Linked DNA regions of Mus musculus: region 2 is linked to region 1. A link is a contact called in ENCODE Hi-C or POLR2A ChIA-PET data. All regions are on one chromosome and are shown on one strand. The core of a region is the stretch at or near the end of the contact, and the rest is flanking DNA. Distances in the headings are between cores, read along the strand shown. Region 1 holds the start of Sdad1 (SDA1 domain containing 1). Region 2 holds the start of Cxcl10 (chemokine (C-X-C motif) ligand 10).

Region 1 (4,870 bases), core at 1,356-3,855:
TTCTACTTGTCAGAAAAAAAAAACCCCTAAAAACTGTCTTACATGGTACCCGGATAATCTAAACTCCTCAGCGGCTCCTAGAAACACCGGAAGTAAAACCTAACCGCTTACCACTATCGAAAAGGCTCTGACCTCACCGCATTTCCCACGCTACACTTAAGTGACAATGTTCCTGCTTCATTTATTTCCACGACAGCTTCTGTGAGTCCTGTTCTCCTGCCTGGAACGCTCTGACCTGCCTGGCCCAATACTACCACTGCAGGAAAGGCTTCCCTTCCCTCAACAGTCTGCAGTCTCTATTCTAACATCCTCACCTAGCCTTATCTTACACAGGTACCGTCCTCCTAAGAACGAGAGTCCAAAAGACGGCATGGCTCCATTATCTGCTTACTTGTCCCTGTATTCTCAATGTCTACAAATATACTGCAGTGTGTGTGTGTGTGTGTGTGTGTGTGTGTCTGCACTAAAGCAGATGGAGGAGGCGGCTATTACCTTTCTTGAATACTAAAATACAAAGGTTGTTATTGAACCTTCCTTGGTTTCACAGCAGGTCAGAAATAGAACCAGAGCTTTGGGTCAGCTGTAAAACTAACGGTCTCAAGCACCCACTGACAGGATTTGGACAGTACAAAAAAAGAACGGAGAAAAGGGGGTGTCTGCGATGAAAAAGAAAGCAGGGCCAGGCCAGTGAAGACAACTCCAGAATGTCAGGAAGGCTTCACTGCTATCTCTCAGACTGGAGGCTCGCAGGTGGAATACGTCAAGAACCGTATAAACCAAACCACACCTTCCAATCAATAAACAGACTATAAAGGATTGAATTGACAACTCTCAACATAAATACAAAGGCCGGTAACTATGTGAAAAAGTGTGCAACATGCAAATTAAAATAATCTGAGATTCTATCTCACCTCATCGGAATGGCTGTCAGCAGGCAAAAGACAGACAGCAAATGTGGGAAAACAGAAACTATATTCCCCTTCTCTCTCACGCTCCACACACATGCACACACACACCACTGGTGGGGATAGAGTGGGAGCACACACACACACACACACACACACACTCGCACACACACAGCTCATGGTGCGGATGTCCATGGTAGAACCACTATGGACAAACTAAAACTGGCCTTCTACGGCCTGGTTTATAATAAAAGGACTCTGATCAAACACCATAGACACACTTGCACATTTGTGTTTACTGGTGCACGAACCACGGCAGCAAGAAGCAGAGCCAGCCTTTAAGTCCATCAACAGAATGTGTAGTGAAAATGTGGTACATGCATTTAGTTTTTTCCAATCAAGAGCTGAAACCATGACAACAGGAGGAAAGATGTTAAGAAATTAAACCAGACTCAGAGAGGTAGCCTGTTTCCTCTCAGAAGCAAAAGTCAGATTTCAATTTAGTTTGTGACACAAGTTAGAAAGGGGAACCCAGTAAGAGCTTATGTTTAATGTGTATTGAGAGCTTGCCTACTTGTATGTGCGTGTATACATATGCCTAGTATCCAGAGGCCAGAAGTCGGGTGTCGCATCCCCTAACACTAGAGCAACAGATGGTTATGAGCTATCATGTAAGTGCTGGGCCTTGAACCCAGGTCCTCTGGAAGAACAGCCAGTGCTCTTAACCATTGAGTCAACTCCCCAGCTCTGGAAGAAGAGACCTTAAAGGGATGCAGGGAACTGAAATAAATGTGATGTGTATACAGAAGTGAAGTGGGGGCTGTCTGAGGAGAGAAGGGGACCAGTAAGGGGGGGGGGGAGACAGGGAGGATTGGGAAGGGCGGTGTGTAAGAAGACAAATAATAAAGGCAAAGGCGCGTCTTAATCTATCTACCAGGTTAAGAGTACAAAGTCACGGCCTTCATTTCGTGGTTCTTATGAATTCACACACTTGGAGTATGCCATGCCCCTCACAAACTGGACCTAACAGAGTTTTAGACCGCACATTTCCCTCAAAGCATTTTTTTCAAATCTAGCTCAGGGTGACTCCCAGGGAGTTTGAACTGTGGCTTAACTACATCTTCTACACTCTTGACTGTGGGGTGGCCCTGCCATCTGAGAACTCCTTGCTCTTCTTGGCAGAGCTTGGGGCACTCGGGAGAGGCCGTCTGTGGAAAGCATGTTTAACACACGACTCATCGTATGCTAGGGGCTAACTCGAGTTTTTGCTCTGAGGCGGCCAACGGACGTTACCGGCCCACGTCGGCGAGGCGGGCGGATAAACCCGGAGGCAGCAGGTTTTAGGGTGTGTTTCAGTGTTGGTGGGGTCTGCATGTCCCGTCCCCCGTATCTCCATCCCCCGTCCGTTTCCTCCCCAGGCCCCCGGAAGCACACCGGAGCATCCCGGGGAGCCGGATCCCGGTCCCACCTCCTCCACGTAGGCCGGCGGGTCCCGCTTGATCAGGTTCTGTAACTGCGGCAGGTTGCTGGGCAGCTTGTTGTTGTTCCTGCCGGACATGGTGGCTGTGGGTGGGCTCCCTGGCGAGCAGTGCTTGGAAAACGTCCGCCTCTGTCAGTCGCAGCCCGGGCCCCGCGGCAGCTTAGACTCGTGGGTCCCAGTGTAACCGGAAACGGCACGTGGGACACGCCGCTTGCCCGACCGAGCTACGGAACGCTCAGAGGATCAAACTTCACCACCCTGCTGCAACTCTTTGTAGGCGTCTGCACGCTATCGGTCCCTGCCGGTGGACAACCGCTACTGGTTGTCACCAAACTCTGGAGCAGGTTTCCTTATCTCAACATTCTTTTCCACTGAAAACAATTTTTATACAATATATTTGATCATGTTCTTTTTCCTCCGCCAATTCCTCCCAGTTCTCCCCATCTAGCTCAGCATTCTTATGGTGGCCCAAATAAATGAGGATTAATATGGGACTCAGGTATGACAGCATACAACTGTAATCCCTGTACTCAGGAAGCTGAGGCAGGAGCATTATATTTGTTTGGGGCAAGCCCGAGGCTTACTCTGTCTCAAGAAAAACGACAGAAATTAAGCAGGGGCCTGGGGACTGGTTCAGGTGTCCTATCTCATAGGAGACCCTAGGTTTCTTCTCCAGCTCTCCATAAACTGCGTGTGTTGGCTCATGCCTGCAACCCGCATACTCAGAGAAGAGGCGGCGGGAGGGTTGAGACTCCAAGGTCATCCTCAGTTACATAGGAATTTGAGAGAAACCTGAGATACATGAGATCCTGTATTATAAAATGAGGATTAGGGGCTGGAGATGGTTTAGCAGCTAAGATCTGGTACTGCTGTAGGGACTCAGGCTCAGTTTGCAACACACGGTGGCTCTCAACCATCTATAGTTAACTCCAGCTCCTGAGAAATGTGTGCCCTCAGCAGGTGCCTGTGCTCACAGCACACATACCCACACAGAGTTGCACACACATCACTAAAACAAAAACCTTGTCAGAAATGAGAATCATTTTCTTTTAGGCTGTACTAAAGGTAGAAGAAAAAAATCCATGAGGAGTATGCTTAGAGAATATGTTTTAGAGAATGGCAAAGAGCAGGGGTGGAGGTTAGATTGTTTTTTTGTTGGTGTTGGTTTGTTTGTTTGGTTTTGTTTTTTGAGACAGGTTTCTCTGTGTAGCCTTGGCGGTCCTGGAACTCACTCTGTAGACCAGGCTGGCCTTGAACTCAGAGATCCATCTGACTCTGCCTCAGGAGTGTTGGGTCTTAAAGGTGTGTGCCACCACCGCACCCAGGCAACTCTCTTAATTCTAACCACAGAGGGGAAAACAGCTGTTGGATGGTAACTAGGTTTTTGTTTTGTTTTGTTTTTGTTTTGTTTTGTTTTTTTCGAGACAGGGTTTCTCTATGTAGCCCTGGCTGTCCTGGAACTCACTCTGTAGACCAGGCTGACTTTGAACTCAGAAATCTGCCTGCCTCTGCCTCCCTACTGCCGGGATTAAAGGTATGCGCCACCACTGCCCGGTAGATGGTAACTAGTCTTACACTAATAGATGAATCAAGGTGTTATTATTCTGTGTAACCTAAGCAGTTTCCTAGATCAACTTCATCCAAGGTTACCTGACACCATGTTAGAGCCCAAATCAAAAGAAATTTATAATCATATCTGGATAAGTCCTGAGGACAGTTAGATCAAGAGTGCTCGTGAGGGCGTTAGTGTTCTATGAGGGGATTTTTCCTTCCAGAGGCCGTCAATGTTTGTGGAATGTAGATGGCTAACTTCTAAAGTTTTTCCCAATTCTTTAATCATAAGATTAAAGCAACATTTTAATTTTTTGAAAATTTCCTAAAATATGTTTTTGATCATATTACTCTTCCCCTAACTCCCCCAGACCCACTCTCTCTCCTCTCTCTCTTCCTCCCCCTCCCTTTCCTTTCCCCTCCCCTTTCCTCTCCCCCTCCCTCTCCTTTTCTGTCTTCATCAAGTCCAGTTTGTGCCGTTTGTATATTTTTGGATGTGCAGCCGTCCGCAGAACATGGTCATCTTCATAGGCACTACATTGCTGAAGAAAACTGACTCCCTTGTCACCTTGTCATCCAGCAGCTATCAGTGAGCAGTAGGTCCTTGCAGAGGACAGGTTCAGTTCCCAACAACGACATGGTAGCTCACAACCATACGGAACCCAAGTTCCAGGGGGTCTAATGCCCTCTTCTGACCTCCTTGGGTACCAGGCATGCATATGGTGCATATACATTCCTGCAGGCAAAACGTTCATATATATTAAATAAATAAACAAATAAATAAATACGTAAAATCTGAAAAGAAAAAGAATTTTAAAAATTATCTCAAAAGGTGGTCAACAGAAATTTTCATTACTCTCACTTGAAACCAAGAGAGAGGGCACTAGAGAGATGGCTCAGCTGTTAAGAGCAAGCACTGACTGCTATTGCAGAG
Region 2 (4,933 bases), core at 1,209-3,708, 39 kb after region 1:
CTCATCAGGACAGGGTCCACTGAGACTCAGGCCTTTTCCCTTTTTGCCTCACCAGTCACAGGAAGCCTACACGATCAGCCTCGAAGGAGGCTAAACCAAGAAGTAGTGTGGTAGTTCTCCTGACTTGTTTGTCTCCTACCCACCCCAACTTCTTGTTCAGGCCATTGAGTCTCTAAATCTCTGAAAGAATTCTCAGTCACATGACCATTTCATGTCAGTTATTATTACTTTATTACATTTTGGGTCTCTTACTACTTTCAATACAGTACATTGTCTTTTGAATGTTACATAATACAAAAGGTATTGGACGGTTTTAAAAATAAACTTTAACTACCCATTGATACATACTTGATGACACAAGTTCTTCCATATACAATGCAAAGCATACAAAAAATACATTAGGAATTCTACTTTGTACAGTCGTTCATTAAATAGTATTTACACATACATTTTCAGGTTCCTCTGAGTATCTTGATAACCCCTTGGGAAGATGGTGGTTAAGTTCGTCCTTACAAACTTAAATTTGTAGTCTTACATCTGAAATAAAAGAGCTCAGGTAAACTTAGAACTGACGAGCCTGAGCTAGGGAGGACAAGGAGGGTGTGGGGAGCAGCCTGGGCATGGCACATGGTGAAGGGCGTCGCACCTCCACATAGCTTACAGTACAGAGCTAGGACAGCCATCCCAGCCACTTGAGCGAGGACTCAGACCAGCCCTTAAAGAATTCTTGCTTCGGCAGTTACTTTTGTCTCAGGACCATGGCTTGACCATCATCCTGCAGGAGGAGTAGCAGCTGATGTGACCACGGCTGGTCACCTTTCAGAAGACCAAGGGCAATTAGGACTAGCCATCCACTGGGTAAAGGGGAGTGATGGAGAGAGGCTCTCTGCTGTCCATCCATCGCAGCACCGGGGTGTGTGCGTGGCTTCACTCCAGTTAAGGAGCCCTTTTAGACCTGTAGGAAGAGGAAACTGTATTGAGCGGAATAGACTCTGCTTTCACTTTGGGAACCCAAAGACCCTGGGGCAAAAGGCCTGGTGCATTTTCCTCTGCTACACAATCTCCATGGGTCACGGGTGGGTGGGGGTTGAGGGGACAGAATGGGTTTGTGTGTTTTTTGTTTTTTTTTTTTTTAAGTGAGGAAGTGGGGGGGGGGTGGGCATTTGGCAGCTTTACCCGTGACAGGTATAATAACTGCTCCACTTCTAGACACTAGGAATGTATGACCTAAGAAGGCACCTCAGTGTCTGTGTAAATGGAGAGACAAAGGCACATGCCGGTGCCATGAGTTTAGGGCAGATGCCCCACAGCAAAGCCCAGGGCAGGCGCTGCTCCCCAGACCACCATTTCCTGAAAAAGCAACATCAAACCTACCTTTTTTGGCTAAACGCTTTCATTAAATTCTTGATGGTCTTAGATTCCGGATTCAGACATCTCTGCTCATCATTCTTTTTCATCGTGGCACTATAGAAATAAGAGTGAGATACTCAGATTAACGTCAGGCCAACAGAGCTGATGGCCCTGCAGGTCCATGTCAGAGTTCAGGCACTGTGCCTTAGTTAGAGTCACAGACCCGTCCCTATCTTTCCTGGTTTCCCTCACTTATTTACTGTGTGGTTACGGGAGGGACGTTTATCGGCAGGTGGGCTTGTACTCACATGATCTCAACACGTGGGCAGGATAGGCTCGCAGGGATGATTTCAAGCTTCCCTATGGCCCTCATTCTCACTGGCCCGTCATCGATATGGATGCAGTTGCAGCGGACCGTCCTTGCGAGAGGGATCCCTGCAGGAAGAGAGGGGGAGAGCCAGGAAGGTCAGCACACGGTTTCATTTTAGGCACTTAAAATGGATGAGGTAGTGTTTAGCAGACCCTGTCTGATCTGTGGAGAGACGCATCCCATCGTATCATAGGGCTGAGTGTTTGAATATCTTGGTCATGGTAAAGAGAGATCTGCAACTTGTCAGTTACGAAATCCTGCATTTATGCACTGCTCACAGTATTGGTTAGGCTCAGGCAAGGAGGCATCCGTGCCTTACCCCATCCCACTCTTTCGCCCTTTCTCCTGACTCTCTCTTCCCTCCTTCTTCCTCCTCCCTCCTCCTTTTCTCCCTTTCTTCCCTTCTTCGTTCCTTTGCTTTTATTCTATTTTTCTCTGACTTCAACCAGCCTATGATAAACTCTGCAAGCTGAAGGGATTTCTTCCTGCTTCCCTCTTCTTTATAGGTACACACATTAAAGCTTAAATACATGCTGTGTTTAGAACTGAGCTTAATCGTCTGACTTCTGACTTCGTTAATTAAATGGCCTTGGTGTCCCTTACCTTGAGTCCCACTCAGACCCAGCAGGATGAGGCAGAAAATGACGGCAGCACTTGGGTTCATGGTGCTGATGGGGAGGCTTCCGGAAGGTTGGCTCGGGATGTCTCTCAGCGGTGGATGAAGCGCTTCTCGAGTGCCGGCTGCTGAGGAGTATTTATCTGCAAAGAGTTTCCCTCCCTGAGTCCTGATTGGCTGACTTTGGAGATGACTCAGCAAGGCTCCGCAACCCGAGGGAAGTCCCCTGTAAACCGAGGGCATTGCTTGTGTTTATTGTGACCCATGAACTTGGAATTTCCCTCTCCCCTCTTGTGCTCCTTTTAATTTTTAACGAGTGAGGTAAGTTTCACTTTCCAAAGCGTGAGCTGTTTGAGAAATCAGATGCAGTGCCTTGCAGAATAAGTCTGGAAATGGCTTTAATTCTCATCTTCCTTCTCTCATAAATAAAACACAGAACTGATATCTAAGTCAGGTTCTAACCATGGTTTTTACATTTGTTGTGTTTACACTGTTTATTTTTGCTTTTTACTTCATATGCTTTATTATAAAATACTTGGAATAAACTTTAAAAAAAAATCACACGCCAAATTTAGCCAGATCCAAAGTCTATACAACTTAGTGAACAGTTAGAGCAGGCATTCAGAACAGAAGCCGGAAGTGTCACACTAATGTTTACAAGTTACAAGAGGAATTGCAAAGCTAATTGTTGCCCCGTGCTGATTCTCTCAGGGATGCTTTGATTGTCTTCTTTGTGAGTGTGTGGTTACAGGGTCAAGGATGAAAGTGAGTGTGGATGTCACTCTGCACAGCACCCAAGGCAGCAGATACCTGGGACCTGGAAGAGTAGGTGAGGTTACATAGATCTCGCATAGAGGTGACAGTGATGAAGGGGATGGAGGTGACTCATCCTGGGAATGGGACAGGAGCCTGGAGTGTACCGGTTCAAAACTTGACAACAGAGGCCAAGAGTGAAACCTGTACCCACCAACGGGAACTGGGAAACAGGAGCTGTCACCAGAACAGGAAGGGAGTTGCTGCTTGGGAAAGATAGAAATTTCTAGAGAGCAAAATCCACATTGATGTAGTCCAAGGACTAGAACAGAGCTAAGCTTTCAAGGGAGCAAATCACGGGACAGCCGTGGAATCTGGAAGGACAGACAGAAGGGAATGGGGGCAGAGACAAGCCAAGAGACTTTCGTTTTGCAACCTTCTGCTGGGAGAAGGCTACTGTGAGAGGACGCCATGAGCAGTCTCTCCCAACCTGCTTCTGCAGAATAGACGCTGCGCTGTAGGAACCTCAGAATTTTAGAGTGGAAAGAGGTGCTGAGCAGTTTTACATTAAACAATAAAGAAAGATACATGGTGACAGTTTTATTTTATTTTGTTATTGTACAAGTTCTCAGTCAAGATGTGAAGGAAAAACAGATTTGAGGATGTTAAGAAAAAACAGTTAGCAAGTGGATATATAGTCCCTTACTGAGGAGAAAAGAGTTTAGTAACTATTGCGTAGTGTTAAGCATCTGTTAGTCAAGAGTTTTCCCTCATTCAACCCTCTAGGAATCCAGAAACTCCATCTCTGTAGCCCACGCTCTCAAACACTTGGTTATGCAGTGGCTCCAAAGAGCAGATCCTTGGTTCAGGCTCCAGACTTGCCTGTGTCTGCTTGGCTGAAGTTATCTTTGATGTTTCTTTGGTGTTTCTGGAACTAAACACCTAGAAGGGGTTTAAATTGGACTTGTTTTACACAGAATTTCATGCTAAAATGAAAGTTACTGTAGTATACATACATTGTATCCAGTAAATAGTCACTCGTACTTGAAAGCAGCCCTTTGACTAGAACAGGCCATTTTGCACTGAATTATAGCAGATTATGGCAAGTATGGTATACATGTCATGGAATTTTTGTGGCTAGGAGAAAAATGAACATTTCTTCAAACATATTCAGATCTGTAAAAAAATATCAAAATTTATGACTATAAAGTTAATGTCAAATGACTGAAATAAAAGAATCTATATGGAATTTCCTAAGAGTCCGCTCCCTATGGTCAGAAGTGCTTTGAAGACCCTTGAGGAAAAGTAAGCCGTAAGAGTAATTCCAGTACTTGGGAGGCAGAGGCAGGTAGACCTCCGAATTCCCGGACAGCTTGGTCTATGTAGTGAGTTTCAGGATAGCTAGGGTTACGTAGAGAAGCCCTCTCTCTCTCTCCCTCTCTCTCTCTCTCTCTCTCTCTCTCTCTCTCCCCCTCTCCCCTCTCCCCTCTCCCTCTCTCTCTCTCTCTCTCTCTCTCTCTCTCTCTCTCTCTCTCACACACACACACACACACACACTCAAGAGTGAAGTGTGCTTACGGACTGCACGTGATAGCACACACCTTTAGTCCTAGTACTTGGGAGGTGGAGACAGCTAGATCTCTTTGAGTTCAAGACTGGACTGGTCTACATAGTGAGTTCCAGGACAGCCAGGGCTATGTAGAGAGCCCATCTCAAAGACAAACGAAACAGAAGAGTGAGGTGTGCTTAAACAAATGACCAGGAGGGGAAGCATATGCAAGACAGAAGTGCCTTCCCCCCCCCCCACAGACACACACCATACACAGAGACACAAACACACGCAC

The links. A loop is a pair of places that touch in the nucleus more often than their neighbours do. ChIA-PET counts read pairs that join two places held with the same protein, here RNA polymerase II (POLR2A).
Region 2: a map of heart shows a loop between it and region 1 (2.5-fold over the local background). The contact joins the promoter of Cxcl10 here to the promoter of Sdad1 in region 1. A Hi-C loop is called at or near these places in 4 of 37 maps with a recorded cell type or tissue (Patski, heart and mouse trophoblast stem cell). POLR2A ChIA-PET finds 5 or more read pairs at or near these places in 1 of 5 experiments (Patski).

Annotation. Positions count from the first base shown.
Region 1 is chr5:92,307,419-92,312,288 of GRCm38, forward strand. Sdad1 (SDA1 domain containing 1) reads right to left here and starts at 2,606. Exons shown (of 22, transcript NM_172713.2): 1 at 2,374-2,606. The coding sequence starts at 2,463.
Region 2 is chr5:92,346,431-92,351,363 of GRCm38, forward strand. It overlaps Cxcl10 (chemokine (C-X-C motif) ligand 10), which reads right to left and starts at 2,459. Exons shown (of 4, transcript NM_021274.2): 1 at 2,324-2,459; 2 at 1,659-1,785; 3 at 1,375-1,464; 4 at 208-955. The coding sequence starts at 2,384. The coding sequence ends at 937. It also overlaps a transcript of Art3 not described here.